Linked DNA regions of Homo sapiens: region 2 is linked to region 1. A link is a loop called in an ENCODE intact Hi-C map of the cell type or tissue named here. Cell type or tissue: mammary epithelial cell. All regions are shown on one strand. Links, peaks and the distances in the headings refer to the core of each region. The heading gives the core; the rest is flanking DNA. Region 1 has its middle 52 kb from the start of LINC01060. Region 2 has its middle 150 kb from the start of LINC02508.

What was found. Hi-C counts contacts between places; a loop is a spot of excess contacts. Peaks named below come from ENCODE experiments on the same cell type or tissue, not always from the same donor. Only the 100,000 strongest peaks of a DNase experiment are listed, where the experiment ranks them.
Region 2: it touches region 1 in a loop (2.7-fold over the local background); 2 of 110 quality-filtered maps call a loop at or near these places.

The regions. Positions count from the first base shown.
Region 1 is chr4:188,394,787-188,411,439 of GRCh38, reverse strand. No RefSeq gene overlaps it. Among named protein-coding and RNA genes, the nearest start is that of LINC01060, 52 kb to the left of the region's middle. RefSeq lists enhancers at 5,390-6,589, 11,117-11,868. In mammary epithelial cell, for the core only: a CTCF peak has its summit at 7,971; DNase peaks (open chromatin) are centred at 6,115, 10,689 and 11,469; H3K27ac peaks cover 5,366 bases.
Region 2 is chr4:188,616,580-188,633,232 of GRCh38, reverse strand. No RefSeq gene overlaps it. Among named protein-coding and RNA genes, the nearest start is that of LINC02508, 150 kb to the left of the region's middle. In mammary epithelial cell, for the core only: no CTCF peak of the experiment used is centred there; no DNase peak of the experiment used is centred there.

The DNA of each region.
Region 1 (16,653 bases), core at 4,972-12,971:
ATTGTAGGTATGTTTTTGTATCGTATTCAAAAGCGTATCTTGGCTACAATAATTAATGTAACATCATTAGGAAAAGAAAACCTCAACATGCCTCCTCTTCCTTTCTTTACTCACAGAATAATGGAATAAAAATGTCTGTGAATAAACTCATTCTTTTGCCAATGATAAGAAAGCATTTTCTTAAGAAAAATTAGAATCCTCTATTTTCCATTCCTGCTAATTATTTGAATTTAACTCTTGGGTCTGCTATCTAAACAAGTCTACTAGGATGTACTGAAGACAAATATAAGGATTTAACAAAAAATATCATTAGTTAATCTAATTCCAAAGAGCAGAACTTTCTTGGAGAAATTAACAGTGAAAGGAATATTCTATCAAAGGTATTTTTAATTTTAAAATGCTGAAGTCAAAAGACTGATTATCTCATAAAAGGAAATAAAGAATCATCAGTAGCTTTACTGACTGCTTTTTCTTAAGTTTTATTATTGTTTCAAAGAACTTTTTTACACGTTATCAGAATTTGAGAGAAAATATTGATTTATTATCTTGACCCATTCAAGCTAAAAATATATTACTGAAACTATTTTAATCAAATGTTTGCAAATTATATATTGCTTGAATTTTCAAAAGACATTCGCTTTAATAAATATTGATTTTTAACAAAAACATTTTATTTCTTGAAAGTTGACAGATACTTTTCGTTTCTTTTCTTAAAGACAATTAAATACAACAAGCTTTGTGGAAAGAAAACATTGGCAAAATTCAGTTAACTATAAATATAGCCAACCTCCTGAAAGGAATATTATGAAGACTAACAAAGTCAGAAACAAGCAAATGCACAGTGGTTATTATTCCAGTCCAAATTATGATTACAATTGTGTACAATTTCCTAGTCAAAACCAATTTCTTATTTGTTCCCAATTCCGGATAGAAACCTTAAAGTAAATTACAAGTATGAGCTAAGTTTTCTTTGCCAGTAGTGTTTGGCAAACAATCGCCTTGTGATCACTGTAGATGATCAATTTAATTAGATGTCAGAATCAATGAACCACAGGCGAGTGAGGTGAATTGCAACCATGAAGTCTAACCCTTTTTCCAAGGCAAAGATACACTGAATTTGAGGTGTTTATTGTTTTAGCTTTCCATGATTTAAGACTATCATCAGAAGGCATAGCCTTCTCTCTTTAGAATCTACAGTTCTGCAGTGCCTACAAATTGTAAATGACATGTGAAGCTTTCACAAATTTGCTCTGAGTTATTAGGTATATAATCCAAGCCCATGTGGAACTTTCCCTTATGGAACTCCTCAGGGCTGAGCGCTCCCCACATATTTGCCAGCATGACTGAACTGGGGTTGTACAGAGAAGTGAGGGCCTAGAAATGTAATGGATGGACTTTAGCCACAACCTGTCTGATATGAGCACACAATTCCAGAGTCGGTAAGTCAGGCTGATTAATGGAAGTGAGCAGCTCAGAATAAGTGGCAGTTCAAAGACAATAAATCTCGCAGTGTAGCCAAGCTCTAGCCCATTCTTTTTTTTTCATGGAGTCTCTCGCTCTGTTACCCAGGCTGGAGTGCAGTGGCGCGATCTTGGCTCACTGCAACTTTTCGCCTCCCGGGTTCAAGTGATTCTCCTGCCTCAGCCTCCCGGGTAGCTGGGACTACAGATGCACACCACCATGCCCGGCTAATTTTTTGTATTTTTAGTAAAGACAGCATTTCGCCTTGTTAGCCAGGATGGTCTCCATCTCCTGACCTCGTGATCCACCCGCCTCGGCCTCCCAAAGTGTCAGCATTACAGGTGTGAGCCACCGCGCCTGGCCTTAGCCCACTCTTTTGAAGATGACAGGGAAGCAAATATGTGGCACAGTGAAGACTGTGAGAAATAGAACTGTCTCAGACAAGTGTGCATACTCCAAATACAAGTACAGAAAACATCCAAGACTACTAACAGAAATCAGGAAAAATATCAAATCAGAACATGGAACACTGCAACTTCTCATTTTAGAAAAAGACAATGTAGTTATTTGAAGTAAAAACACTTCCAAATTTTCAATGTATTGTTTTAAAACATGAATGCACTGAAGACAAATATAAGGATTTAACAAAAAATCTCAATCTGATTCCAGAGAGCTGAACTTTCTTGGAGAAATTAACAATTGAAAGAATATTCTATCAAAGATATGTCTAATTTTAAAATGCTGAAGCCCAAAGACAGATTATATCCTAAAATGAAATGAGCTATACTTCTTTTTGTCTTGAGGGAGGAAAAGTTTTTCAGAGATGAGAATCTTTTCTGAAAAATTACTATGTGTAATGTTCAAATAGCACACACACATGCATACCTGCTAACTGCTTTTTTGTTGATCTTGGCTTCTCCAAATGCTATGATGATATAATAATCCATATGGGGAAAGAGGATCTTCAGTTTCTTTACATTCTGAACTGGGATTGATAGATTTCATTTGGCTTCCCCAACACTGATACTGGGAGATGCAAACTTTCAGCGGAAGTGATCTGGTTGAAGGGGCAGAATGCAACACTCAGCACTAGCTGAAACACGTTAACCGTGTACAAGGCCAGAAGCCTGGGGATATTGGAAAGCAGGAAGACCGGAAGTTCGGACTTTGCCAAGCCTGTGGCCCTCTCCCTCTCTTCCCAGACAATGATGTATCCTGTGATTACTGGGAGTCATAGATGGGAGGTTGGTAGGGTCTCCCCTCAGACACAGAGAATAAAGAGTAAGAATAAATGAGTTAATTCTCTTTTAAGAATCTATTTTTTTTTTCTTTCTTAAGAACCAGAACAGCTGGAAAATATTTAAGCAGGGCTTAGTCAGCCCTGAAAAATCTTTTCTCAGTGTCCTAGGGAAGTTTTATCAGAGCAAACGTATGAAAGCAGCACGGAATTGCAGAGTATATAATCCTAGAATATCCTGGCAAACTTTAACATCTACACAGATGATAAAAATGGTCACTACTTATAGAGCACTTCTTATCTACCAGGAACATTAAGTGCACTGTATCATTTAATCCTTTCAACAACTCTTGGAGATAGGATCCCTGTCCCAGAAATAAAGAAGTAAAGTGAGTTTCCTACTTTCCCAAGATTATACAGCTGGTGAGACGTGAGGCCTACATTTAGGATCAGAGCAGCTGATTTCAAAGAATGTGTGAAGGGATGCTTACGTGGGGGAAGACATGCTCGGGTCGGAAACATCTCCAACCTAAAGCACTTGGAACTAACATTTTAAAATCAAGCCAGAGAAAAATTAATTCTGTACTTATTTTTTACATTTTAATTTAATTTTAATTTTGTGTTATTATTATTTCTGTACTACTACTCTCCTTCACCTTTAAAACAATTAGAAGACAGAGAAATAGGCAAACAAAGAAGAGAAAAAAGCGAATATGTTGCTGGTCTGACTGAAGTCCAGATCCTAGGGCTGCAGGCAGTGTTCTAACATGGCAGAAGCAGGTGCCATCAGACTCAATGATGCCAACGTACCCTCCAGGAAGGAGTGATCATTGCAAAAGGCAGATTGCAGGCTATTCTGTGAGCAAGCAGTTGGGGTTTGTGACCAAAACAATTTACATTTGAATTACCCACACTAAACAAAATGAGTACAAATGGGGGGAGAAGGGAACATGATATAAGGTTAATAACCTCAACTCTAGATGTCCTCAAAAGATAGGTGGAACAGATAGAATGAAGGTGACAGCAGGGAGGATAGTGGTGGTGGCTAACACCTCAGGAACTCTTGGTTTTAGAATCAGATTTCATTAATTGAAAGCAATAAAATGGGGCAGTAAAACAAACGCTTCGGGAAGAAAGAAACCCGTATTGGGTAAAGCTCAAAGTCCTAGTGATGCCAAGATATTGAGTTAATTAGGTTAGGAAAAAAGTATTCATGAATAAGGTAATTGAACACTACAACTTTGTAGCCTTTTTTTTTCTTTGAGAGTATCTGATCTACAGTGTATCATTTGCAAAATCTCATATCAACCAGTGGAAATGAAACGGTAGAGTTCCCTGACCCCCCTCACAGGACATGCGACAGGGGTGTGGCTCGTATGTTCTGCCACTGCACACTCAAACCCCTTATGGGAGGGGGGCACACAGGCAGGTGCAGGAGCCAGGCTGAGTGTGTTTTGGGCTCTGGCCCCATGGTAGCATCTAAGGGTGGGTGCCTGCAACTCCCAAAGCCCAAGTGGACGTGTGTTACAGTGCACTCTTTTAGCTTTGCTGTTTGCAGATGGCTTAAGTGTTAACCAGCTCAGTGCCCTCTCAGTACCCAGGTCCTTGTCCAGAATCCAGGAAGAATCAGATTTCACACAGACTTGAAGGATGAATGCGGGGGTTTTATTGAGTGGTGGAGGTGGCTTTCAGTGGGATGGATGGGGAGCTGGAAGGTGGATGGAGTGGGAAGATGATCTTCCCCTGGAGTTTGGCCATCCAGCAGCCAATCTCCTCTCCAACCATCCCTAGCTGAACTCCTCTCGATGTTCAGATGTTCCTTCTCTTCTCTCTGCCACACCATTCTGCTATTCTTCTACTCTTCTGTTTGTTACTTCCTTGCCTGCTTCTGGAGCCTGGGGATTGGGGTTTATATGGGTACAGGATAGTGGGGCATGGCAGGTGAAAAGGCAACTTTTGGGCAGGAAAACAGGAATGCCTGTTGCCACTTAGAGCCATGGGCTTCCAGGCTTGAAGGCAGAGCCTTTGTCAGGGCACCATCATCTTCTACCCAGTATTTCCCTGTCTCCTGTCTGTATCAGAAATATAAATTTTTGTTCTGTATTAATTCAATGGGGGAAAAGACAGTTAAATCTTCCAATCTTACAGTTGAATGTTAACATTTAATTTTGCTACTAAAATAAATGATTAATATCACTACCCTGAAATTTGATAAATTTTAATATTATATCTCTGCACTCACACAGACAGTTACAAGTAATAACAATACTAAAAAAAAAAAAGAAAAAAAACTTCTAGAAAGAGAATGGAGGAAATGGGAAACTCTTATATAAAGTTTTATTTAAACTATCCCTGATTGAAATGTTGGTTAAATGTGGTAGTGTAAGCACAAATGTTATCTGCTCTGCCTTAAGAAAATCAACTAAGGCCGGGCGTGGTGGCTCACGCCTGTAATCCCAACACTTTGGGAGGCCGAGGCGGACAGATCACCTGAGGTCAGGAGTTCGAGACCAGCCCGGCCAAGATGGTGAAACCCCGTCTCTACTAAAAATACAAAAATTAGCCAGGCATGGTGGCGGGTGCCTGTAGTCCCAGCTGCTCAGGAGGCTGAGGCGGGAGAATCACTTGAACCCAGGAGGTGGAGGTTGCAGTGAGCTGAGATCGCACCATTGCACTCCAGCCTGGGGGACAGAGCAAGACTCTGTCTCAAAAAAAAAAGAAAGAAGAAAGAAAATCAACTACGAGGACAGCAAAATAAATTAAAACATCCTTAAGCCCACTAGGACAAAAGAATGGGAGTAGTATTAGAATATAAAAAGTTTAATATTTCTTTGACATTTAACAGACTAGTAGGCATTGATTTAGTACAATAAAGAAAGCCACAACCTACGAAGAAAACAAATGTGATTCACTCAGAGAATCTCAGAAAGTTTCCTAGCTAGGAGTCAGCAAATAAGCAACCATGGGGGACTGGGTGAGGCTTAAATTCAGAAATAAAGTGATTACGTGTGTTCTAATTGCAGGCACACAAGACCGTTCCCGTGGCTCCCAGAAGGCTGCGGTCAGACGTTATCTCCAAGGAGGAAATTCTCCTTTAGACACTGGGGTCAGGTGATGCCCAACAACAAAGGTCCGCTCTGTTAAGGGGACCACTGGCCAATACGCCATCCCATACGGACTCCCAATCATCTCCCAGTGCATCACACTTAGTCATGAATGCAGAGCCAAGGACCACTGGCCAATACACCCACTCCCTACGGACTCCCAGTCATCTCCCAGTGCATCACACTTAGTCATGAATGCAGAGCCAAGGACCACTGGCCAATACACCCACTCCCTACGGACTCCCAGTCATCTCCCAGTGCATCACACTTAGTCATGAATGCAGAGACAAGGACCACTGGCCAATACGCCCACTCCCTACGGACTCCCAGTCATCTCCCAGTGCATCACACTTAGTCATGAATGCAGAGGCAAGGACCACTGGCCAATACGCCCACTCCCTACGGACTCCCAGTCATCTCCCAGTGCATCACACTTAGTCATGAATGCAGAGGCAAGGATCAGGAGGCACTGGGGACAGAGTTTTCATGTGAGTGGAACAAAATCAGTCTGACAGATTAAAGGAAACACAAAAGAAGAGAGAGAGTGCAGAAACAGAAAAAGTTATATTCGGAACCCTATTTCTAAGTATCTTTGAAGATACAAGACCTACAGCAAGAAAAAGATAGCAAGGAGAAGCAGCTCTTTCGTAATGCATATATAGGTGGTAAAATTATAAACACAGCTAAGACATGATGACACTAAAGGCAGAAAAGTGTTTGACTCCTGGGGGTACTGGGGTAGGGGCATGAGGAAGAGTGTGGTGACTGGAGAGGGACACCTGGGAGACTGCTAGGTTTTGGTAAGACTTTATTTCTTTACCTGTGTGGTTGTTGCATATTATATGGCTTTATAACCACTTGTTAAATATACATTTACATTTTGCACATCTTTCTATATGTATGCTGTATGTCTCTTTCTCTCACACACACACACAGTGATAAAGGGCAAAAATGGAGAAATTGAAAGGGCTCTTGGAAAATACAACTCTGACAATACCCCACCCTCCTTCCAAAAAAAGAAAAGATTGAAAGTGGAAGATGGAAAGTCGAGGTGGGAAATGAGGAAGCGTATTTGCAGATGATATAAAGAAAACATTCTCCCAAAATCATCCACAGAACTTGAAATAGAAAGGAAAAGTCTACTTTTAATGAAAACAGGAGTGAGGTGAAATGCCAAACCTCAACACAGAGAAAAAGCCTGCCAGCCCAGGGCAAACTGAGCAGGGCTGCTTGTGGGGAGGAGCAGAGTACTGACACTGAGGCCGCGGACACCATAAAGCCCAATGTGAGAGGCCCGTCCTAGAGGGCTCGCCACAGTGGCACTGGAGGCACGGGCTGCTACTAATTTCCCCCGGTCCCGGGTCACAGTCTAGAAACAGAGGTAGAGTTAGACGTGGGCCACCAAACCCACCACAGCCAGATGACAGGCTGGGGCAGAGCAATGGCCGCTGGATACCAAATATGACTGTGAGGCTCTACCTTGTCCTAGCCAGGGACCTGGCCCTCCATGAAATGCTTCCCTCTACCTACAGGAAAGAGACGGTTCAGGAGAAACAAAACATAGTCCAAAATGAGGAATCAGAATTAATTATAAATGCCTTAAAATAATGCAAAATAAGCAGAGTTACACAAGCAGAAAATGCATGCCCGATCCAGAAAGTGCATCCGAAACTGTAAAATGTGGCCACTGAGAAGCTGCACCAAATATTTTACCACTATTAACAACAGGCAGGCGCAGTGGCTCACGCCTGTAATCCCAGCACTTTGGGAGGGCGAGGCGGCTGGATCATTTGAGGTCAGGAGTTCGAGACCACCCGGGCCAACATGGTGAAAACCCATCTCTACTAAAAATACAAAAATTAGCTGGGCGGTGGTGGCGCTCGCCTGTAATCCCAGCTACCTGGGAGGCAGAGGCGGGAGAGTTGCTTGAGCCTCAGAGGCAGAGGTTGCTGTAAGCTGAGATCACGTCACTGCACTCCAGTCTGGGTGACAGAGAGAGACCCTGTCTCAAAAAAAACACGAAAAACAAAAAACAAACAAAAAAAAACAACAAAAAACAACAACAACAAAAGAATGCAAAATAATGAAACAATCGCCACGCTGAGCCAGAGGCAAATGGCCAACCACCAGACCACAGGCAGGCTATGACGGGCTAGTCGCCCTCTGCCATCCTGCTAAGGCACTGCAGTCATGTGAGCAAGCCTGGGCGAGATTAGCCAGAGCCAGCCCAGACCATGGGAACTCTTCAGCAGATCCTTAGGTTAACAAACTGTTGCTGTTTGAAGTGACTAAATTTGGGGATAATTTCCTAATCAACAGAAGCTAACAGACACACTTGGAAATTACAGATTTGAAATAGATGTGGAATGTCTCCCTCATCACCTATGTTCCATTGCCCTTGGAACAGGGGGGCTGTGAATCAATATGTGGCTTGTAGCTTTGTGTCTAGAAATAGCATAAAAAATTGTTGGGAAATCAAGGCGGTGGCTTCTGATTATCCATGTGGCCCGCAAGCACCCTGACTCTTGTTTGTGGCAGCCACATAGGCCCTGGATAGGTGAAAGGGCAAAGGGAGCTGTGGGTGCCCCAGGACACCAGCTGTGTCTCCCGGCCTGTATCCTCCTTTAAAGCCCAGTAAATGTAGCATCAGATTAAAGCTGTCTGTGTCTTGCAAGTCTGATGGCCAGCTTGAATCTGTAATCACAAGGGCAGTGTGTAGCAGTATTCAATACTGAAAGAGCTGAGACCTGTGAAATTTTGCACCAAGAAAGTGCAACCCGGAAATTTTATACCAACTATTATTTCAATCAAGTATAAACGCAATACAAACTGATTTTTGAATGTTCAAAGATATGGGAACATTGTTTATATGGAACTGCTTGGAAAATCTAGCAAACAACAATCATCAGTGAACCAAATGTTGATAGGGTATGAAAAGTTGCAGCCAGGGCCTGGTGACGAGCATGGAACCTGCCTGATGGTAGGAGAACTCAGTGAAAGAGACAAGAACGGGAACAGAATGTCAGCACTACAAATGTTAAAACCATCGCTGTGATCTGACTACCACGGAGTGTTTTGTGTGGCATCACTGATTTTCTTCTCTTTAAAACACAGGGCAGAAAAAGCATAGAAGTAAGAAAAAGTAGCAGAAAAGAAAAAATAAGCGTGTGATTCACAATGAAGATATGCCAGTTATGAATTCTAGAGATTAAATAACAGAGCATCAATGTTCTTAAAACAAAAAGTAGGCCGGGCGCGGTGGCTCACGCCTGTAATCCCAGAACTTTGGGAGGCCGAGGTGGGCGGATCACGAGATCAGGAGATCAAGACCATGCTGGCTAACATGGTGAAAGCCCGTCTCTACTAAAAATAAAAAAAATTAGCCAGGCATGGTGGCGGGCGCCTGTAGTCCCAGCTACTCCGGAGGCTGAGGCAGGAAATGGCATGAACCTGGGAGGCAGAGCTCGCAGTGAGCCAGGATCGCGCCACTGCACTCCAGCCTGCGCGACACAGCAAGATTCCGTCTCAAAAAAAAAAAAAAAAAAAAAAAAAAAAGTAGAGCATGCATAAGGAAAGACACAGACACAGGAGCACAGCAGGGAAAATTACATCACCTCTATCAGGCTGTGACTGCTGAAGAGAGCAATAGTAAGTCATGATGTAAAAATGTAAATCACATAGTTTTCTCTAATTGACAGATAACAAACTTGGCACCTTAAAAATATAGAATGCTTTTTTTTTTGATTCCACAGATCATAAAAAAGACTATATTTCAGACCACAAAACTTCAGTAATTTCTAAAAAGCATTTTTAATTATTTGATTAAGATGCAGTGAAATTAAATAAACAATAAAACTCCAAAACACTAAAAAACATACAGTTTTTGGAAGTTTTCTTATATCATTAAGGGCCAAAGAGAAAAACGTTGAAGAATATTTGTAAAAGAACTGACCACATATGACAACATCTGTATGACCCAGGTAGATCTGCACTCAGAAGAAATTCTAGAGCCTTAAATCATCATATTAATAAAAACAAGAAAAAACTTTAATATATCAACAAAATATAGACAAAATATATAAAATAGACAGAAAATTAAGGCAGAACTTACTGACTAAAGCAAAATGGTAGTAGTAGTAGTATTTTTTAATTTAAGAGCTGTATCTTTAGCGAAGAATTTAATATGTAAACTACCTTATTCAAGAAAAAAAGAGAATGATAGTACATTAAGCAAGAAATAAGTAAAGGTCAATCACAGATAGAGACCCCTGCAATAGACCACTAAGACTACTTAATTTCATGCAAAGATCGAACAGAGGCTTTGCCTAATCTCCAGGCCGTGGGAGTCTCAACCTGAGAGAGGAAGGAGTCTCTTCTCCTGGACCTGATAGTCCAGGGGAATCTGTGGGTTGAAGGTTCTGTTCACATGTTCCTATCTCACATCTCAGAGCCCTTCTTTCCATTGAGTGCCCTCACTTTGTGTAGGACCCCTTTTAGGGCTGAGAATTTAGCCTATAGTGAGTTAAATCATGGTCTCCAAAAAGATATATCCATGTCCCAGTCCCCCAAAACTATGCCTGTGACCTTATTTAGGAAAATGTTATTTGCAGATATAATTAAGTACCTCAAGATGAGATCATCTTGGGTTATCCAGGTGGGCCCAACATTCAGTGACATACAGAAGAGAAGACACACAGAAGAAAAGACAGAGAGTATAAGTCCATGTGAATATCCAGGCAGAGATGAGTGTTGCAATCAAGAGTCCAAAGAAGAGAAGACAAGCGTATGTTCCAAGCACACTTACCCAGTTTCTTGTTCTAGGCAATTCTGTGTTGAGCTCCTCTGGGGCAGAACAAAAGAGTATTGAAAGTATTGTTGTCTCTGTGGACCAAAGCCTGTACTGACCACAAAACAAAGCCCTTCTTGGATTCACCCTCAGCCCACACTCAATCATGTGGGTACATGGCAAGAAGAGACATGAAAAGATAAAATGAAAGAAAAGGGGCCTCTTTGTCTCAAATCCCAGAGAGCTGAAATCATGGCCTTCCTTCCGGATCAGGCTGAATGGTGGCCCCCAGGGAGATGAGTCCGTGTCTTATTCCAGGAACCTCTAATTGAGACCTTATTTGGAAAAAGAGTCATCAAAGATATAATTAAGGCTTTGAAATGAGATCATCTTGGATTATCTGGATGGGCCTTAAATCCTTTGAAGACACACAGGAAAGAATGATGTGGTCAGTTTTAACATGTAGATTGTATTTTAATTCAAGTATAGTGAGGCTGTGAAAGGAATATAAAAATCTCAGGACCCCAAACTCACTATGCCAAAGGGAAAAGTGAAGCTCAGTAACTGCATCATGCAAAAACTGCCTTCCATTTTGTTCCTAAGTAGATAGCTGCAAAGACAGAAGGCCACATGTCTCCCCCGGTGGCCTCCTTCACAAATTGCTCACAAGGAAATTCCTCGTGGGCCCCAAGAGCTTTACCCTAAAACAGAACGCTGTTCTATTTCACCTTGACAATGTAAACTAACAGCTTATCTTCACCGGTACCTTGACAAAGACAGGCCTAGAGGGCATCCCTTGGCTCACCTGAGAGGAATGCATATTTGAGCACCTCCTCTATGTTTACTTTATCTTATGCAAAAATGCAGACGCACTGAGCACTATGCATAATTCACTGTTTCGCTACCCACTCCTTTCACATGTAAAATGTAGATTCAGTAAGTGCTAATCAAAGCCTCCAAAGACTAACCACTTTCCTGTTTTGTCTACCTTCTCTCTCTTTTTTTTATCCTCTTTCTTCATCTGCCCTCCCTTTTCCCTTTAAATCAGGAGTGTCCAATCTTTTGGCTTCCCTGGGCCACATTGGAAGTATTGTCTTGGGCCACACATAAAATACACTAACACTAACAAAGCTGATGAGCTAAAAACCAAACACACAAACCAAAAAATGGCAAAAAATAAAATCCCATCATTTTAAGTAAGTTTAGTAATTTGCTAATTTGTGTTGGGCCTCATTCAAAGCCATCCTGGGCTGCATGTGGCCCTTGGGCTGTGGGTTGGACTAACTTGCTTTAAATATTGAAGTCCTCAAACCCTGTTTGCATGGCCACACTGGTGATCTACCTTGCTTTATATATGAAGTTAAGTTTGTAAGTATTAGTGAATATGCCTAATAATTTGATTTATTTGTAGCATTTGCATCTAGAGAATGCTTTAAGTCTCAGTTTGTTAGCCAATGGTGTAGTCACTAACTGTATTTTTAAAATAAAAAATGCTGTTGGTAAATCGTGACTACTGACCTGGCACTAAAAATGTTTAAACTTACATATTTTTGTCCCAGGAAAATGGTGATACTTTTCTAATTATGGAACAGAGACATGTGTATCCATTTCCTGCTTGTTATAAAGACCTACAGAATGCTGGCAATAGATTGAAACTATCTTCAGGAACTCTTACTACTATTACTACATAAGTCCATGCCATTGGGTCTAGAACTGACCAGCGACTCCTATTCCAAGTGGAGGTTTCCCTGCAGTCACATCCCTATCCTGTCTTACAGCTCTCTGTTAAATGCCAATCTTTTTCTTTTGCAGGGAAGAGCGTGATTAAAGAGCTCTTGTCTCCATATTGGAAACTGGCCCTGATCACTGTGGCAGCACACTGAAGTATGTGATAAATAATTTATGAACCTCGGAGGTCTGCTGTGGGGAGATATTCACCTTTGCTCCATCCGTGCACCACACATCATGCGTCAGCGCCAACACGGGCACATGCAGTTCTGCCTCAAGGTGGGTAAAGCTACACGTTCAACAAACCCGTGAGTAGAAGTGCACCAGGGGAGCTCTGCTGCCGCAACGAGACCACTTCTGGTAATTTGGGAGCAAACTGCTTTGACCAGGAACGTTGGGAGATTATACATAGAAAAGAGGTGTTGGAATTCCTTTTTATAAATGATAAATATTACCACAAAAGGATAAAAATGGAAGATGGTTTTGAATGTCGGCAAAACTGCCCGAGAACTTTAATTAGGACAATGTCGCCACAACGACTGCTTTCAAAACCATAACTTTCAGAATGCTCTGGGCACCACATGTGCCACATGAGACTTGTTAAGGCAATTTCCATTGTAACAAACAGCCTCAAAAAAAATAAAATAAAATAAGTTGCACATGCATCAAATTTGCTTTTAAAATTATACAGGATTTAAAAGAATTTTATGGCCAGATATATTGAGCAGAGCAAAAACTTTTAACAGAATACAGAGAATAAACAGAAACTATTTATTTATACATTATTCACAAATATTCCAAGTTCTTGTTTATATCATTTGCCTTTCATCAAAAGATAAAATAATAACACAGTGTTAACAGAAAAACTTCAGTAGAATTAAACTTTTGGGTTTTTTGAGACGGGTTTTGCTTTTGTTGCCCAGGCTGGAGTGTAGTGGCACGATATCTGCTCACTGCAACCTCCACCTCCCGGATTCAAGCGATTCTCCTGCCTCAGCCTCCCAAGTAGCTGGGATTACAGGCACGCACCACCACGCCTGGCTAATTTTTGTATTTTTAGTAGAGATGGAGTTTCACCATGTTGGTCAGGCTGGTCTCGAACTCCTGACCTCAGGTGATCTGCCCTCCTCAGACTCCCAAAGTGCTGGGATTACAGGCGTGAGCCACCGCACCCGGCCAGCTGAATTAAATTTAAAGGAGTTTACTTGAGCAATGAATGATGCGTGAATCAGCTCCCAGAATCGCAGCAGATTCAGAGAGACTCCAGCACAGCCACATCGTGGAAGAAAATTTGTAGACAAAAAAAGGAAAAAGATGTACAGAAATCGGAAGTGAGTTACACAAACAACTGGACTGGTTACAAGTTTGCCTTACTCGAACACAGTTTGAACACGCAGCAGTGTGTGAGTGGCTGAAGTATGGCTGCTGGACTGGCGATTGTTCCACGTACATACTCCTAAATTAGGTTTTCAATCTTGTTGTCCTATTAAGTTAGGTTATGGTTCCTCTACAAGGACTCAAGTATAGAAGTATAGAGTCCTTCCCAGGCCATATTTAGTTCGCTTTAACAATAGATAATTCTTTTTTACAATTTGAAGTGGCTGTGTTCTTAAATTATGAACTATTCCTTACATTTCTTTATATTAGAAATTCCTAGCCTTTAAAGTAACAAACAATACCTTTAATTTATTTTCATTAGTGCTTTCTGGCCAACAATACTGTAGTATTTATTAGAAACTCATAAATTAATTTCATCATAAAGAATTATTTGATAATGCTTACTCGATACAATGTGATTTTACATATAACTACACATTAAAATTGTAAGTGCCTTAACATATATAATATTATAAAAACATAGTTATTAAGAAATGTCCAAAAGCACATTGAAAAATGTGGGGCATTTATGATTTTTTTTCAAAGTAAGATTCACTTCCATAATTGTAAGAAAATCAGGCATGTCTATTTAGGTATTTGCTTATGATGTGAGCAAACCTTTATTGTGACAATCATGGGATAAGTAAAAAGAAGTAAGACACAAATCATCTTAAAGGTGTTCTATATATATATGTGTGTGTGTGTGTGTGTGTGTGTGTATATATATATATATATATTTTTTTTTAAGACAAAATCTCGCTCTGTCACCCAGGCTGGAGTGCAGTGGCGCGATCTCGGCTTACTGCAACCTCCTGGTGAGCTTTTCTCCTGCCTCAACCTCTCGAGTAGCTGGGACTACAGGCACCCGCTACCACGCCGGGTAATTTTTTGTATTTTTAGTAGAGACGGGGTTTCATCGTGTTAACCAGGATGGTCTTGAACTCCTGACCTCGTGATCCACCCACCTCAGCCTCCCAAAGTGCTGGGATTACAGGTGTGAGCCACTGCGCCCAGCCCTGTGCACAATACATTAACAGACAGATTGTAAATAATATTATAAAGTGATAAGATGACAAAACAAAACTACAGATAAAATTCTACAGGAGCAGCCAGTAGAGAGTGATTGATCCTAACTGAAGTTTAGGAGAGACTTTATTGTAAAAACATCACTTTAGGGAGCTTTTGACAAGTCAGTCGAGCTTCATACACAGAGAAACTGGGGAAAGGGGAGGGAATAGCATAGAGATGAAAAATAAGGCGTGTTTTAGTTACTACAAATATAGAATTTGAGTTAATGCATACTGTAAAATTTGCACACTACCTACCTAATGTACACAAGTAGCCGTAACTGAATAAAAGGGCTAAAGAAAGAAATAGTGGTAAAATAAAAGTATTAACTTATGTCAACAGTGGGTTTTTTTTTCCTATTTTATTTGTTTATTCCTGGATGGATTTAGTGGATTCCTCTCTATGTCCTTTTACTCTAACCACATCGATGCATACCTGACTGATTTGTAAATGCTAGCATGTACATTTTCTGCACGAGGGCTTTCTCTGACTCTGAAACCTCCTTGGCTACTTTTTCTAGGCCTGAAATGCTGGAAAGTGATCACTCATAGGTACAGCCACGACCAATGGCTGATGGAAATTGGTGTGTAAATATTACAATTACCTTGGCCCACGGGTGGGATTACTCAGGTACACATTTTACCCTGGCTTCTCGGTTTCCGCAGTAGGATTAAGCTCCAGTTGTCCACAGTGATAACGCCCTTGAAAATAAAGCCTTTTTTGTCATTATTTTCTTCCCTATCTCACTTCCTATTCTTTTCGGATCATCTACAAAATAAACCCCTCGCACTTGAATGGCTATTTTGGTCTGGGTCCCAAATTGAAATGTACATTGGGATAAAAGTACATGAAATAAAATTAAATTACACAAGCAAGAAATAAATTTTATTTATTGTAAGCCAGTGAAACTTTGAGGTTGTTTGCTGGGAAGAATAACAGGATCTGCAATGACTAAACAATAATCTATTAGAGAAAAGAAGTCAACTACAAAATTGGAATAAAAAGCATTGTGTTATAAATAACAAAGAAGGCACTTGAAAAACAGTTGCTTCTTTTACTGTCTGAATTCACCATGGAACACGGGTTGGGCCAAAATGTGGAGATTTGGAAAAGAAAGGAGAATAATACAGGTTGTTCAGCAGAAAAACAACACAACCAAATTTTGGATGAGTGTGTTGAGAGAAAATTAAAAGGAAGTGAATCTGTATAAAGATGAGGTCAATTTCTTAATTGAACCCACCACTAAAATCTGCTTATCCACTGAATCTTCTGTCTCATTAAACATAACCACTATTCTCTCAGTCACCGAAACACAATGTGCGCCATTTGCTTCTCCCATCCCTTCCGGCCTCTCAGAGCCACTCCCCACCCCTACTCAATGGATTTGCTTCTCCCATCCCTTCACTCAGGCCTCACTCCGGCCTCTCAGAGCCACTCCCCACCCCTACTCAATGGATTTGCTTCTCCCATCCCTTCACTCAGGCCTCACTCCGGCCTCTCAGAGCCACTCCCCACCCCTACTCAATGGATTTGCTTCTCCCATCCCTTCACTCAGGCCTCGCTCCGGCCTCTCAGAGCCACTCCCCACCCCTACTCAATGGATTTGCTTCTCCCATCCCTTCACTCAGGCCTCGCTCCGGCCTCTCAGAGCCACTCCCCACCCCTACTCAATGGATTTGCTTCTCCCATCCCTTCAGTCCGGCCTCACTCCGGCCTCTCAGAGCCACTCCCCACCCCTACTCAATGGATTTGCTTCTCCCATCCCTTCAGTCCGGCCTCACTCTGGCCTCTCAGAGCCACTCCCCACCCCTACTCAATGGATTTGCTTCTCCCATCCCTTCACTCAGGCCTCACTCCGGCCTCTCAGAGCCACTCCCCACCCCTACTCAATG
Region 2 (16,653 bases), core at 3,862-11,861, 220 kb before region 1:
CTTTAGCTCATAAATTTAATAATCCATGTAAATTTAATTTTTTAAATGGTATAAAATAAGGGTTGAAATGAATTCTTTTTCATATAAATAACCCAATGTCCTTGCATCATTTTTTGAAAAGACTATTCTTTCCTGTTAATTACCTGGCAACATCTTGAAAAATAACTACGTATAAGTCTGTTTCTGACATCTCTATTCTGTTCCTTTATTCTACATTTTATCTTTATAGAAATACCACACTGTTGTGAACGCAGAACTTTATGGTGAGCCTTGAAGTGTTCTCAGCCCTGTGATTAGCTCTGTCTTTAGTGAGTCTATGCCTCTGGGAAGCCACAATGCTTCTCATCTTCTGCCCTCCTCTTCTTTTTTTTTTTTTTCAAGTCAGAGTCTTGCTCTGTCACTCAGGCTGGAGTGCAGTGGCACCATCTCAGCTCACCGCAAACTCCACCTCCCGGGTTCATGCCATTCTCCTGCCTCAGCCTCCTGAGTAGCTGGGATTACAGGTGCCCAGGACCACGCCGAGCTAATTTTTGTATTTTTAGTAGAGATGGAATGTCACCATGTTGGCTATGCTGATCTCGAACTCGTGACCTCGTGATCTGCCAGCCTCAGCCTCCCAAAGTGCTGGGATTACAGGAGTGAGCCACAGCACCCGGCCACCCTCCCCTTCTTCTTAAGTGGAACAGAAAAGCTTGAGCAGCTGGGGTTGGGACTCTCCCCTTGCCCACCTCACTTAGGCTCTAAGAAAATCCCAGCAGGTTTGGCTCTGTTAGTTTCTCTTGAGGGGAAATCTTTTCCAAAACTGAATGTTCTGCCCTGTTTCCTATTTCAACCTGGGGTTCCTTTTCCCCACCCCCTGCTGGAAGTACAAGGGGATTTTTCCCTAATCTTCAATATCAGGTCCTGGTGAAACTCCTGGAGATACAAGATGTAAATGTACGGCTGCTTCTCTATGACTGGGTCCTCCTGGGGGTTCTAATTCTCACACTTGTCCACGTCTACCTTACAGAAATTTGTCAATTCCAGTTCAGATTCCACCACTGATTCCCAAAGAGTTCTTGCTCTTGACTTTCTGCTCTGGCACACTGTGATTCCTGTATCGGCCTTTCTGTCTCTCCAATATAGGGGCAGTCCTTTTCCCCGTGGCTTCACTTCTCTAATGAATCTGAGAAAAGTTCATTTTTCAGTTTAGCTTTTTAGCAATTGTTAGGACAAAGTGTCCTCTTTTTTAGTGCTTAATACTCTCTTTCTAAACTTATAAAATAAAAATAGAACAGAATAATCTGTAGAGGCAATAGATAGCAACAGTCGTTGGAAGTGGCCTCTCGGATCCCTACATTTGTCTCTGTGTATCCAAAGAGCTGCAGCGCTGGCATAAGTGGTGTTAACCTGAGCACCATTTAAATATCTGGAACAGCAAAGGGGTATGGTGGAGATGACTTCGTGTAACTCAGGTTGAATAAAAGATTCATCTTGGGATGAGCAAATTGGCACTTGGGTCCCTCAGGGCAGAAGCCACGAAATAGTTGAGACACATTATTCTGGGGACATGGCGATATTTACACGGAGACAAAACTTGGAGTAGAAGTAGCACTCGGGCATCGCGGTGAGGTCAACCGGTGCAGGAATGTGGAGTACAGGTAGCATTCCGGCATCGTGGTGAGGTCAACCGGTACAGGAACGTGGAGTACAGGTAGCATTCCAGCATCGTGGTGAGGTCAACCGGTGTAGGAACGTGGAGTACAGGTAGCATTCGGGCATCGCGGTGAGGTCAACTGGTGCAGGAACACGGAGTAGAAGTAGCATTCGGGCATCGCGGTGAGGTCAACAGGTACAGGAACGTGGAGTAGAGGTAGAATTCGGGCATCGCGGTGAGGTCAACCGGTGCAGGAACGTGGAGTAGAATTAGCACTTGGGCATCGCGGTGAGGTCAACCGGTGCAGGAACGTGGAGTAGAATTAGCACTTGGGCATCACGGTGAGGTCAACCGGTGTAGGAACGTGGAGTAGAGGCAGCATTTGGGCATCACAGTGAGGTCAACTGGTGCGGGAACGTGGAGTAGAAGTAGCATTCGGGCATCGCAGGAGGTCAACCGGTGCAGGAACTTGCAGTGGTCGCCCTTCTTGCACAGCCCCCAGAGCCGGTGCTTACACACCACCATCATCTTCCCTTGGTCATGCCAGAAGGGGCAGTTTCCGTTTCTCACAGAGCCCTTTAGTGAACAAGTTGCACACAGCTGAGCCCGACTTGTCCTTGCCCTGGAAAGACAGGAGCCCAGTGCCCTTCTGCATCTCATTGTCTGTTTCAAAAGGACACTTTGTCCTAACTTGTTGTCTAAGGTGTTATCTCAGCTTATTGTCTCATGACTGAGAAAATTAAGGAGCATGGGTGAAAATGAAAATGGTGAGGTTGGAGTGAAAGTGTAATGAACAAAAAATGAAAGCTCTCTGCAGGGGAGCGGGGAGCCAAGTGGTTTTCCGTTTTTACAGTTGAATCCCAAAAGTTTGTATAAGAAACTCCTCTCAGTTCTGTAGCTGTTTGCGTAACTTTTCTTCATCTGAAAAGCTGTCTGCTCAACTCCCTCCCCCTTGTCTGTGTAGCTGTGGGTATGACTCTAGGCAAGCACAAAGCACCGCTTCTCTTGTTTGTAAAACTGTGGGTTTGTTTTAGGGAAGCCCCCTCCTCCCTGTGCAAGTTCCCACCGAGCCCACTGCATACATGTCTGAAAAGAAGGGGAAACTTTTCCCTGGGAGCTGGTTAATCACACGAAGAACAAAAGGCTTCTGTGCCGGACCTTGCGTGCTTGTCTGTGCAGGTGCATCCTGAGTTTTCCCCAGGCTGCTCTATTTTTGCCTGTAGCTGCGATTTTTCAGGCAGGCTGCCTCTCCGAGGACCAGCCTTAACTGTTTACCTAACTGATTTTTCCTTTTCTTCTCCCTCATTACTTTCAAACTTCTTATACAGAACCAGAAGTCTCAATTTTCTTTTTAAAGAGGCTAAAAATTAAGAACAGGGTGTTTTATATTTACTCACACTTTTCCCATTTTGGTGCTCTTTATTCCTTTGCATAGGTAAAAATGTCAGGCTGGGCTTGGTGGCTCGCGTGTGTAATCCCAGCACTTTGGGAGGCCGAGGCGGGCTGATCACGAGGTCAGGAGATCAAGACCATCCTGGCCAACATGGTGAAACGCTGTCTCTACTAAAAATACAAAAAATTAGCTGGGCGTGGTGGCAGGCGCCTGTAGTCCTAGCTTCTAGGGTGGCTGAGGCAGGAGAATCGCTTGAACCTCAGAGGAAGAGGTTGCAGTGAGCTGAGACCCCGCCACTGCACTCCAGCCTGGGTGACAAAGAGATACTTAGTCTCAAAAAAAAAAAAAAAAAGAAAGAAAGAAAGAAAGTCAGCCTGTTATCATTCCTTTTGCAAGAGGAATCAATTTTGACATCATTTGTTGTGCCTATGTTTGATAAAACTCTTTTTGTTGACCAGGAAAAATCTTATTTCACCTTCATTTTTGAAAGATATTTTCACTGAGTATAGAATTCATAGCTAACATTTTCTAGCACATTAAAGAGGCCATGCAATTTACTTCTGGTTGATGTGATCTCTAGTAATAATTTTCTGCCACATTTATTTTTATTTCTCTGTATATAATGTGTTTTTTTCCTGGTTTATTTTAAAATTATCTATATTATTGGTTTTCAGATATTTTGTGTTTATGTGCTCAATTTGTTTTTATTTAAACAAATAAATTTGCAAAATTGGGGGTATACATTTTTAAATATTTTTCTCCCTTGAAATTATCTATTAGAACTCCAATTGCAAATGTGTTAGACCACTAAATATTGTCTTAAAACTGAATGAAAGATTGTTCTTTTCTGTTCAACCTGGTTTTCTTTGCATTCTGTGCTTCATTTTGAATAATTTTGATTGGTAGGCTTTCAAGTTTGCTAATCTTTTAGATGCTTTTTCTATAATCGAATGTAATTGTCCTTTTTGACATGTTTTTTATTTCTCGAAGTTCCATTCCAGTCTTTTTATATCTTTTATTTTCTCCATATTATGTTTATCTTCATTTACTTCACTGAGCATAACCATAAGATTTATAATAATCTTTTGAAATCCTTTTTTACTAATTTGATCATCTTTGTTATTTCTGCATATGTTTCTGTGGGTTTATTTTTCTCCCGGTTATGAGCCAAATGTTGTTAGTTTGCATGCCTGGTAATTTTTTACTGGGTGGTAGACATTGTGAATTTTATGTTATTTGTGCTATTTTTTTTTACATTTTTTAAAGAGTTTTGGATTTTGTTTAGTCACACAGGTAAGAACCTTATGGGTTAGTTTTATCCTACTTTATCCTATTGAGCTTTGTTAGGTTGGGTCTAGAACATCTGTATTCTTGTGCTAGTTTAGCACAATTAACTAATTTAACCCTTCTACTAAGGGATGTGTCCTTTCTGGATTCTACACTAACCCCATATATTAAGAAGTCCCTACATTCTGGCAGATAGGACATGAAGTATTCCTAATGCAGTTGCCGTAGAATTATTTTGCCTACTGCTTTCTTTCCCCAGTCTCATGGAATTTCCTCTCATCTCTATTTTGCAACAAAACAAAACAAACAAGCAAAACTGGAAGAGTCTCTTCTGAAGATCTTGAAAGTTCTCCCGGTATGTATCTTATTCTACCAAAGTACTTTACCTTTCAACTTCTGGATACCTCAGCCTCCTGAAATCCTGAAGCTGTTCAATCCACTGCTGTGGTTACCTCAGCCTCCTGAAATCCTGAAGCTGTTCAATCCACTGCTGGGCTTTAGTTCAGGTTCCCTTCACTTTGCTATAGAAAATTCCTCCAGACATAAATCTTATCTCATTTGTTTTCTTCCCCCATCAGGTGTTTTAGTCTTGTGCTGTTTGTCACCTAAAACTGTTGCTTCATATCTTTTTTTCCAGGTTTCTAGTCATTTACTCTCAGAAAGCAATTTCTGTAGCTGTTAATTCTTCATGGGCAGAAGTGGAAATCTCCACAGTGTGTCCAACTTATTTCAGTATAATCTTATTTAATGCATTTGCTTTGATGTTTTCTGATGTGTTTGATTTGTTTTCCTCTAAATTCTGCTTAAAAGTCTTTTCAGGAGGTGGTAGTGTTGAGCCGAAAATGCAGAGCATACAACTGAGATTCAAAATAGTATTGGGAAACAGCTACCTATGGGTCCACTTCAGTCACTTGACAACATTGTCCTCATTTTTCTAATCTGCAGAATAAGGATATTCATATCCATCTTGTAGGTTTGCTATATGGAATATAAGACATATTTTAAGTACCTAGGGAACAAATTTAATAAGCTTAATATAGAAAAAAGAGATATTGTGTATCAGAAGATTGTTAGAGAAAGTATTATGGTAAGCCACTAATTATTTTCAATATATACTAACTTAAAAAACCTACTTTATATATAAACACAAATTCCCAGAAGCAAAACCCTTATACTCTAGATTAGGCCAATGCAATTGACTGGACATTATAATCTTTTTGCAATTGTATCAGCGAAGAAAGCTGTTTGAACAATCATCATGATGTAACAGCTGATTTTGCTTATAAAACACATTTAGTGTTTCTTTCTCTCTCCCTCTCTCTCCTCTTTACCTGTTGAGGGTGAAAAGACAAAATTATTGAACGTGCATCAGGGCATTGTTAATATAAGTGGATGTGTTACCAAACCTGATTTGCAGTGTATTTATTATTGTAATGTTATAACTAAGTACTATATAAATTGATGCGAAATGCATGTGAACAGTTGTATTTAAGACTAGATTAAGTGCTTTGTAAAGACTTTAAAGGTGAAGCAAACATATCTGTGATCAAATTTTTGTTGGCCAGATTGAAGAATTAGTGGGTAGGAGGTGTCGATAAGGAATCATAAAAAGTGTGAAGAAATTTGTTCTTCACCCAAATTCCTATGTTTTTAGTTCTCATTAAACAATATTTTGGATAATACATTAGCTATGATTTGTGCCATAAAATAACACAGAACTCTTCTCAGCAGGTCCAGAGTCAGAAGAAAATCCATGACCTTAAAGTAAAAACGAAAAAAAAAAAATTTCAATCATGTTAAAATTTTCATGTTAGTCGTCTTTTTTTTTTTTTTTTTTTTTTTTGAGACGGAGTCTCGCTCTGTCGCCCAGGCTGGAGTGCGGTGGTGCGATCCCGGCTCACTGCAAGCTCCGCCTCCCGGGTTCCTGCCATTCTCCTCCCTCAGCCTCCCGAGTAGCTGGGACTACAGGCACCTGCCACCACCCCGGCTAATTTTTTGTATTTTTAGTAGAGACGGGGTTTCACCGTGTTAGCCAGGATGGTCTCGATCTCCTGACCTCGTGATCCACCTCCCTCGGCCTCCCAAAGTGCTGGGATTACAGGCGTGAGCCACCGTGCCTGGCCAGTTGTCTTTTTTTAACAGAATTTACAGCTTATTCTAATGGCATCATACAGATGTTTTATATTATTATATAAATGAAACTTTCAACAAATTTCTCTACCCTTACTCTACTTCTCACCCACTTCCTTGTCTTTTTTTCTTGTACAGGTCTACCTCCCTAATCTTCAGTCCCGTTTGAGGGGAACAACTCTTTTACTCAGTTTTCAGCTTTCATGGAATTTTACACTTAAAATTATTCCAATAGTGGTAAGTAAATGGTAGCTGCTTTTAAAGCATCAGACTCTTATGAAAAAAAAAATTATAAACTCCCAATGGCCAATCCAAGTACAAGTTCTCGGAGTGAGAGGCGTCACAATGAATAAGCACACAGGGGCTCTCAAATGTTAACGCATATTGCTGCTATTACCAAGCACTCAGGAGGTTATTTATTTCTTCCATATTGACCATTTCTGATGCTCTAAGCATTGAAATAAATGCTAAAGATACCAAGTGATACATACTCCAGAAAGGATTTAAACAAACATATCAATAATTTTGGTAGTATGAGTTCTGTGATTACCAATTATATAGATTGGTAGGTGAGCTCACTGTAAGGACCCTTGACTCATTTTGATGGGTATTCAAGGAAGATTTCCTAGAAGAATTAACATGTAATATTTTTTTGAGGAACAAATTACATAAAGATATGAGCCCTTAGGTGCAGAGGTTTGGAAACTGATCCAAGACAAGACAGAGAGGGGACGGGGAGAACACGTGTAACACTCAAGGAGTGAAAAGTAGTTGAGTGAAATTGTGTCATAGACTACCAAACTGGCATGGGAGGTTAGACCATGAATCACATGACCTGGTGTTTTAAAATTACCCTCAAAGTAAAAATCTAAAACTTCTGGTAAGAAAATGAGAACATACATTTTTTTGTGTTTGACAAAGATCATTTTATTCATTAATTACTGTCTATGAAATTAAGGTGTGTGAATCCTGAATATCTGAGGCAGGTCTCAGTGAATTTAGAAAGTTTATTTTGCCAATGTTCAGGACAAGCCCATTAACAGAGAGAAAGGCCCGAGGGGGTCAGAGCACATTTTGTTTATACATTTTAGGGAGATCTGAGACATCAGTTAACATGTATAAGATGAGCACTGGTTTGGTCTGGAAGGGCAGGACAACTAGAAGCAAAGGTGGGAGGACTCCAAGTGGGGAGGAGGCTTCTGGGTCATAGGTGGATAAGAGACAAATGGCTGCGTTCTTCTGAGTTTCTGATGCGCCTCCCCAAAGAGGGCAGTCAAGTATGCATTGATGTAGTGAGCAGGGGGGCTGACTTTGAACAGAATGGGAGGCAGGTTGGCCCAGCTTGACTTTGCCTTTAGCTTAGTGGTTCAGGGGCCCTAAGATTTACTTTCCTTCCACAGGTGTTACAATGATGTTATAATACCTCATGCCAGTTTTGATTGTCCTGATTATACTTTTTAAATATTCGTATGTGTATGTGTTTATAAGGAAGGCATGAAAGATACCTCGCACTGTGGCCCTCCTGAAAAGCACCTCCCCTCCACCCAATTTATAGATAATTCAAAGGAAATTCTTTTTTACCATATATATATATGCACATATATATACCATATATATATATTTCACATATATATACCGTATATATATATACGGTATACATATATATTTTACATATATATGGGAAAAAATTAGGAACCAAGAAAAAAACATGAATTACTTGTTTAGTTCATGTATTTATCCAACAAATATTATTTATTATTTGAGTGTCTACTATGTGTAGACACTACAACAGGCACTAGGTATTTAGCAATGACCGAAACCAAAAATTCACTTTTACATAGAAAACAATCTATTTATACACAGGAAAAAGATTCAATAGACTTTTCACAGATGAAAAATGCAAACTAAAAGTTTTAGTATATCATAGCTTAATATATCACAGAACTTTTACTTCAATTCACATTTCTTAACATCTTGTGAGACCATAACTGCACTTTATTCTGAAAAACCTCTTCCAGGACGTTCATATACCACAGAGCCTTGGAAGATACAGGTCCCATTACCTTACAGAGAGAAGAGCAGGTTTGTTTAGTCTTGAAAAATAGAGCTCCTCCTTCTGAAGCAGAGCAGGAATGTTGAATGCCCGCGATGAGAAGAGGAGATTCCCACAGCTTCGTTTGTGCTGTACCACAGTCTACTTGGCAGGCAAGTGTCACCTGGCTCTCTTCACAATGCCCTGTGTTTAGGCTTCTGGGACCCAGAGTCAAGTGACTGGCTATTGCTTCCAGTAATAAACTATTCTTTGTCTCTGACCCAGAACCTCCTGCTGTCTTGAAACAGTCATGAAAATGGAACAGGCTAAACAGCTAGCTTGTAAAGAGAGTGAACTCTCAGACAGTCACAATTATTGATAACAAGTATCTCTTTATCTGTAGTTCAAAATGAATTTCACCTGGGTGACAAGTCCAAAAGCATCAAAAGGTGATAAAGCAATGATTTTAGGTTCTTGGAATTTATATCAAGAAAATTATAAAACCACATTGAGAGACAGAAATAATATCTGAATAAATGAAAAAACATACTAATAAATAATAATAAAACTATAGTAATAGAGGAAGGTTCAAGATTATAAAGATGTGTTGTGCTCAAATTAACATTTTACCTAATTGCATATCAACTACAATTCTAATAAGCTATTCTATTTTATGGAATTCCTACTGGGAAATCAGAACTTGAGGGAGCAAGGGCGGAATAAGGGTGAACAGTGACACACCAATTTTTACACTTTCTAAATTTAACTTTACATGGAAAATGTTTTTACATATTACATATATTGCTTTATTAACTTTAAAAATAAGTAAAATGATTAGGAGTTGTTTAACACTCTTACAAATAATGAAAATGACTAAGAAACTATAATGTATTATTCTTGGCAATGAAGTTAGAATCCACTATAAATTATACAATAAGGCTTTCTTCTTCACTTTAAAAATGTTAGTAAAAATAGTTTACGTTTTTTTTCATGACCATGAACTTTGATAGACAGAAAACACATATAAAGTTCATGTCAATGGTTATGATTACATAAGACATCAAAATGTTAAACTCAGTGACTAGGTTATTTCTTTTGCGATGTCATCAGATAAATTTAGTACATGAGATGGCACATTTTCTGTTTTCTATTTTATGACACATTTTCTACGTTTCTATATTTTTTGTTTCCTATTTTATGTCATGCATTTTCTATTCATAAGAGAAAAGATGACAGTTTATTCTGCGTCTTACAAAAGAAGAGCAAAATGTTTCTTGTCATCTTTATTCATTTTTTAAAGAAGAGACAGCATGTGCATTAGGCTTGTCAATGAGCTTTTTGATGCTCTGTTCTCTATTTATGAGTCTCTGACCTTCTGACAACTTTGATTACCATAAAATAAAATCCAGCAGAATACAATGGTAAAACCATTTAAGCATTTTAAAGTTCTTGCTAAATTTCCTATATTCAAAGATTTCAAAATTCTAAGATGCCCAGAAGATCTAATTTTTAACTTTTAATTCCATTGTTATATTCAGCTTTAGAAGTCTGAGGTCGTATATTTATGTAGCATTTATATATATATATATATTTATATATTTTATATAATATATTATGTATATGGATATCTATATCTCTATATATTCATATATATACATATTATATATAATTAAATAAATATATATATTCAATTTTGAATTTTGATAAAGTTCACTGAAAATATCAAGGTATCAATTTCTCTTTGGTTTTGCATTTATCTTTTATCATATTCCATTTTATAAACTTTAATTTGCCATTGAAAATACATATGCACTTAAACCCAAAAATAGATATTCGACTTGAGTCAATATAACCTATGCATCTGATTCGAGCCTTAGGTCAGAACATTTGCGGAGCATGATCCGGGCAAGGGCAGCTGTTTTTAGAGATGCAGAGCTCTCACCCAATCTTCTCTTCTAAACTCTGTGCATCATTTTAAGTGCAGAGAAAATGGAGACAACTAGTGACCTCAGAAACCTACTAAAATCGTATATATCTCAAAGAGGAGAGAGCTATATTTATATATATATAAATTGACATATATCATATATGTATATCTAATATAACACATTTGGAGAAAAATCTTAAAGTGATTTAATAATAGCATGCAAATTTCCTGGAATTATCTTTCATCAAATTAGAATTAGAATTTCATGAAATGTACAATTGAACTATGACATACCTATGGAATTATTTAATCTCAAGTCTTACTTTCTAGTTACTTACTGAGGTTAGACTTTTTCTCATTTTTTTCTTCTATTCTAGCCTAATCTTATTTTCACCTGTCTTTCTTTTTCTCTTTTAACTATGACTTAATTCATCAAAATTGGTTTTACTCTTTTAGCAATTTACTTCTTCCCTTTCTTTGAACTCTATTTCACTTTAACCATGCCTCAAAGCTAGTGAATGAAATAATTTAATCAAAACTTTTATTTAGAATGTAATATTTTGACACATTTTTAATCAGTTTAAAAAATAAGCTATAAATACTCTTGGATCCTTTAGTAAATTGCCAAGTCTCTATCTTCATTAGCTTATAATTTCTATTTCTCCTAAACCATAATGGTTATTTTGTACATGAGAGTAAATTTTCATATATTTTCAATCAGGTTACACTTAGGGAATTACCCTACTTTCTGGAATTTGGACCAAGCTTTGTTTTGATTCTGAGTGTTATTTCAGCATAAATCAAATCCAAGCAACTTGACCAAATCATCGTATACATTCAGTTAAAAGGAAAAACAAACTTATAAAATACAACCCAAATCACAGTTTGTCTTAAGTTGACATTATTGACTGAATGTAATTTCTGGATTATTTAACTATTTTGATTTCTTCCTCAGATATTTTGCACATAGGAAAAAATACGTAGGTGTTAAAAACTGAAATGGATTTTTAAAAATTATCAGGAAGTCTTTTCCTATGTCTCAAATACAGGTGTTCCACAAAAGTTTGTTTCCATGATTAAAGATAAAAGTCATAATGCCTTCCAGAATTAACTTCTTTGAAAATAAATCTCTGGTTATATTTATGTAGAGTGAATTTGTTTATTTAAAAATATATCTTGTCTCCTAAAGTAAAATTATAATTAGTAAGAAAATTTGTATTAGAAATATTAATTCTGTATATAAATACACCAACAAGTAAACACAGACCGAAATTATACAGTGTAATAGAAATTTTTAATCTGGACTGACCCTATTTATCCCTCAGATGGTTGATAAGTTGAACATTAAGCTGTAGCTTAATATTTAGTTAAGATTCACCAGAAACTATCGCTGCTCTATATTCTTATTTTATTTAATTTCTATAAAATATTTTAATTTTTTGGTTTCATTTCTAAGAAATAAGCTTATAAGTAAATTCTGCTTCAATTTTTTTTTAAAAAAAGCTTAAAGCAGTGTGGTTCATACTGCAGATTACATACAGCCTGTAAGTTGCCCATGAACAAACATTGGTAAGTTGGGATCAGCATTAGAATAGAATAGAATAGAAGAATAGAATAGAATAGAATAGAATAGAATAGAATAGAATAGAATAGAATAGAATAGAATAGAATAGAATAGAATAGAATAGACAAAAGGAAATATTAAAGTATCTGCCAAAGTAGTATTGTCTTGTGACTCTTTTACTGAAAGTATACATTTCTGCACTTACATTTCAAGATGTAGTTATGTCTCTTTCAGAAGATTGTGGTCAAAAACCTTGAAAGCCACTGCTTGAGAGAGCAAAGTGGCTAAGGCTAAAAAAAACAGTGTGATCAGGAAAGCATCTGTTGATGGTAGGCAGAGGTGACAAGCTAAGCCTCTGGCGAGGGACTGTTATTATCTACAAACATTCATAAGAGGTCTTAAGCAGAAGAATCTCTGCAACTCCAATAGGCCAAACCTCAACCATTCTAATACATCTCAGCAGAATTCTGACCTCTCTCTGGTATTTCAACTTCTCAGTTTAAGAAACACAACAATTTGGTTGGTCTGAGAAATGATACTGAGAAACATTTTTATGGGATTCTGTTTCAGTCTTCTCTGTAACGTGGATTTCTCTTTTTGCTTTCACTTGTTGAGCAAGAAAATAGTAACTGCTTCACTCTCTGTTTCCTGCTTAGTAGAAGCAGACCTTAGGATCCCATTAAAACAACTTCCCATCATTGCCCTTGTGAACTTTTCATTTCTACTTTTAGGACCATCCGTTTTCCAATAACATGGTCTCAGATAATACAGATGGAAAATTGCTATGTCACCTTCATTCCTTACATCCAATTGTGTAGCATGCTGTTTAGTTAACTGCAAATGAAGGATTATCTGGCTGTGACCTGTACAAGTACAACTTTTAGTCATTTAATTATTTCACTTGTGATCATGGAAAGACTAAGGTGGCCCTTCTGAAAAATGAGGCTGGATTTGTTGATGTTTGGATGAGGTGAGGCTCTCGGGCAGTGAGGTGGTAAGAAGTTTTCCCAGTGCTCTCGCTGCTGATGGGAAGATGACAGGAAGTTCTTAGCAAAGAAAGTAAGTGGCAACCCCGTCTTCATAATCCCCATGCATGGCCCCACAGGCGGTTCTGTAACCGGGTACCCACATTTTTCTAAGAGATAGTTTTTAAACATTATTTTCTCTTTTTTTCTCCTTTCCACCTTTTCCCTGTTTCTTAGCCCTTTGGAAATGTAAACACAACCTTTCACGGCCACCCCCCGCAGACATTTCCTGCAGAGCAAGTTTAACTCTGTGCTCCAAGAGGGATCTCTCCTGGAGAGTTGACAGTCTATTAATTTGCAGACCAAAGCACGGCCCCCGCAGCCTCGGAACTTTCATCCACCAAGAGGGCATGTGAAAAGCAAGTCCACTTGGCCACTTTGACAACTTATTTCTGCCCAGGAAGGCACCAACTCAATTGCCTGGTACGTAAGGCACCAAGCTAGCAAGGGGGACCCTGCTCTTGCTCACTTCCTCCACTACCTTATAAAAGTACCACTTTCTGCTCCAAAGGTGAAGTGGCATATTTAAAGGCAGGACGCTGTGCCCCTTCCTCAGGCAGGCTTCGGAATAAGCTCACTTGCTTCGTACCCAAACTTCGCTCTTGTTAGTTGGGCTGCGCATGCGGCGAGCAAGTAACCCACATTGCAGTTGCAGTTCCCTCAATGCCCTGTGAAAACGTCATATTGAGTCCAGGCCCCATTCTGACTCCTCAAGAGAATAAACCACTGTGAGTAGCTGGTCTGGGTGCCCGACGAGTCTCTTGCCTTATGCCTTTCTGCTCGCATTTTTCTTGGCTCTATTTTTCCCAGCACTGCTTTTTCCAGGTATGATCATCACTGCACAAATCATTTTACTTACATGGATGACAATTTAAATTTTAGCCAACTGCCTTCTCAACCTTTTTCAGCTGCACAGGCCATTCATATCCATGTGTCACCAACATGACAACTTTCTGCTGCTGGGAGCTCAGGATCCTGAAACTCAGTCCCCTAGTTTGGGGATGCTCAACTCTCTCGGGATAGCTTCTTACCCTGGATCCCTTCATTATAAACCATCCACTATTGTTTACCCTTAAAAACAGGTTCTCAGCTGGGCACGGTGGCTCACGCCTGTAATACCTGCCCTTTGGGAGGCCACGGTGGGTGAATCAGGGGTAAAGAGATCAAGACCATGCTGGCCAACATGGTGAAACCCCATCTCTACTAAAAATAAAAAATGAGCTGGGCCTGGTGGCGCACACCTGTAGTCCCAGCTACTCGGGAGGCTGAGGCAGGAGAATTGCTTGAACCCAGGAGGCAGAGGTTGCAGTGAGCTGAGATGGGGCCATTGCACTCCAGCCTGGGCAACAGAGGAGACTCCATCTCAAAAAAAAAAAAAACCAACAAACAAAAAAACAAAAACAAAAACAAAAAACAGATTCTCAAAGGCAGACATTAGACATTAGTAGCTTATTAGCTCTAAATGTAGTTCTGACTAATTCAAACCTTCCTTTGCATATCCATGAGTACACAAATCATTCTATATTTTAACTTCCTCTCTTGGCCTCTATTTTGTAAATAAAATCACTCACCTCCATGAAAAGATCAAACAAAGAGCCATAGACATAGAGGTTACGCACTGCACCAGGTTGAATAGAAAAATAATTTAATCAAAATATGTTTGTTCTCTGTTGTCTGCCAGGATCTAATCGTTTGAGACAGCACTCTTCCAGGTGAGAGGGGCCACTGTCTTTATTTCAAAAATAAGACAAGTCTGATATTTCACACACATCTTTCATTTTGAGAATCCAATATCACTCTGTCAAAACCACTAATGGAATGTCATAATAATCTTTTTAAAGTAAAAAATTCAGGCAGAAAAAAAGAATCGAATGATTTCAGAATGCCTCTTGATTTTCACACAAATATGGCATGTGTGAGTCATAAAATAATATTGAACCTAAAGTATGTTATTTTTTAAATATCGCATAATATTTTTAAAAATACACTTTCCTTTTAATCCTATACTCTAGGTGACCTCTTCAGCCAAAATGAATGTAGCCAGTTCTAAAGTCAACGCAGCTTTCAAAGTCACATTCCAGAACATCGCTACATGGCCCCAGTGTCCTAGTCATTTTAGGGATATCTGCTAATTGAATATCAATTAGCTGAGAATCAAATAGTTTAATTAGAAATGCGTTTAGGAATTTGGGTCTTATTTCTGCCGACAAATACAGAGCATTAAAGTTTGCAACTTTGCTGCAGAAACCACTGAGTGCATGCTAAGCCTGAGGAGGAGCAGGGAGGGCACATCTTTCTAGATCCTTCAGCATAATTGGCGACACACAAACAGAAGCTTGAGCAGCTGTGAGGACTGTGATAATTCAACCAACCCCCTTGCCTCTTGGGATTGTCCCAGGTCACGTCATCACCACAAGTTAGCTTCCCAAATCATCTTATAGGAAGATGTACTTAACTATTGACAGGTCATGGTACTATACATCTATCATTATTCATGATATTCATTAAAATCCTGTCCTTAGTACACTGTCATCTCGGGCACCACTCTCCCTGGCCTCCCCTCCACTTTAGGGTCTTCACATCACTTGGGAACTGATGACTCCAAATTTTTCTTTTCTATCCTAGCTGCTTCTCTGAGCTTTAAAGGGACATCTCTGTGGGACAAATCTGTGGGATCTGCCAGCACATCCCACAGGCATGACAAGCTCCACATATTCAAAACAGAATTCAGCACCTTCTTTCTACATCAACTCCTTCTCCAGCTTCTCTTTGTCCATTAGGGAAATAATAACCCACTAGTCACCCATGCTGGAAAATGGAGCAATTCTTGGCTCTTTCTCTTAGCCTCCATATCCAATAATTCACCAGTCTCAATGTTTCTTAAATTGGACCTTCCATTGACTGGGTGCAGTGGCTCACGCCTGTAATCCCAGCACTTTGGGAGGCCGAGGCGGGCAGATCACGAGGTCAGGAGATCAAGACCATCCTGGCTAACAAGGTGAAACCCCATCTCTACTAAAAATACAAAAATTAGCCAGGCATGGTGGTGGGCGCCTGTAGTCCCAGCTACTCGGGAGGCTGAGGCAGGAGAATGGCATGAACCCCGGGAGGTGGAGCTTGCAGTGAGCCGAGATCGTGCCACTGCACTCCAGCCTGGGTGACAGAGCAAGACTCCATCTCAAAAAAAAAACAAAAAAACAAAAAAAACAAAAAAAAAAAACTGGACCTTCCATCTTAATCTTCTTCATTTATTAAGTTCATGTTTACCGAATGCCTAATATGTGCTAGCACTCCTAAAGCTGAGTTTTGAGTTTGATTTGGCCAAGAAAACAAAGCAAAATCCTGCCTTTCTCAAGCTTAATTCTAGTTGGGGAAGACAGAAAATAAACAATGATTATAATACATTGGCTATCAGAAGCTGGTACCCAGGATAGAGTAAGATAAATGGAACAGGATAAGGAGGATTAGGAATGTAGAGGAGATTAAAACTTTAAATGGAGTCTGGGCATGATGGTGGGCACCTGTAGCCCCAGGCAATTGGGAGGCTAAGACAGGAGAATCACTTGTGCTCAGAAGTTTGAAACTGGCATAAGCCTTGATCACACCACTACACTTCAGCCTGGGTGAAGGGGAGAAATCCTGTCTCAAAACAAACAACA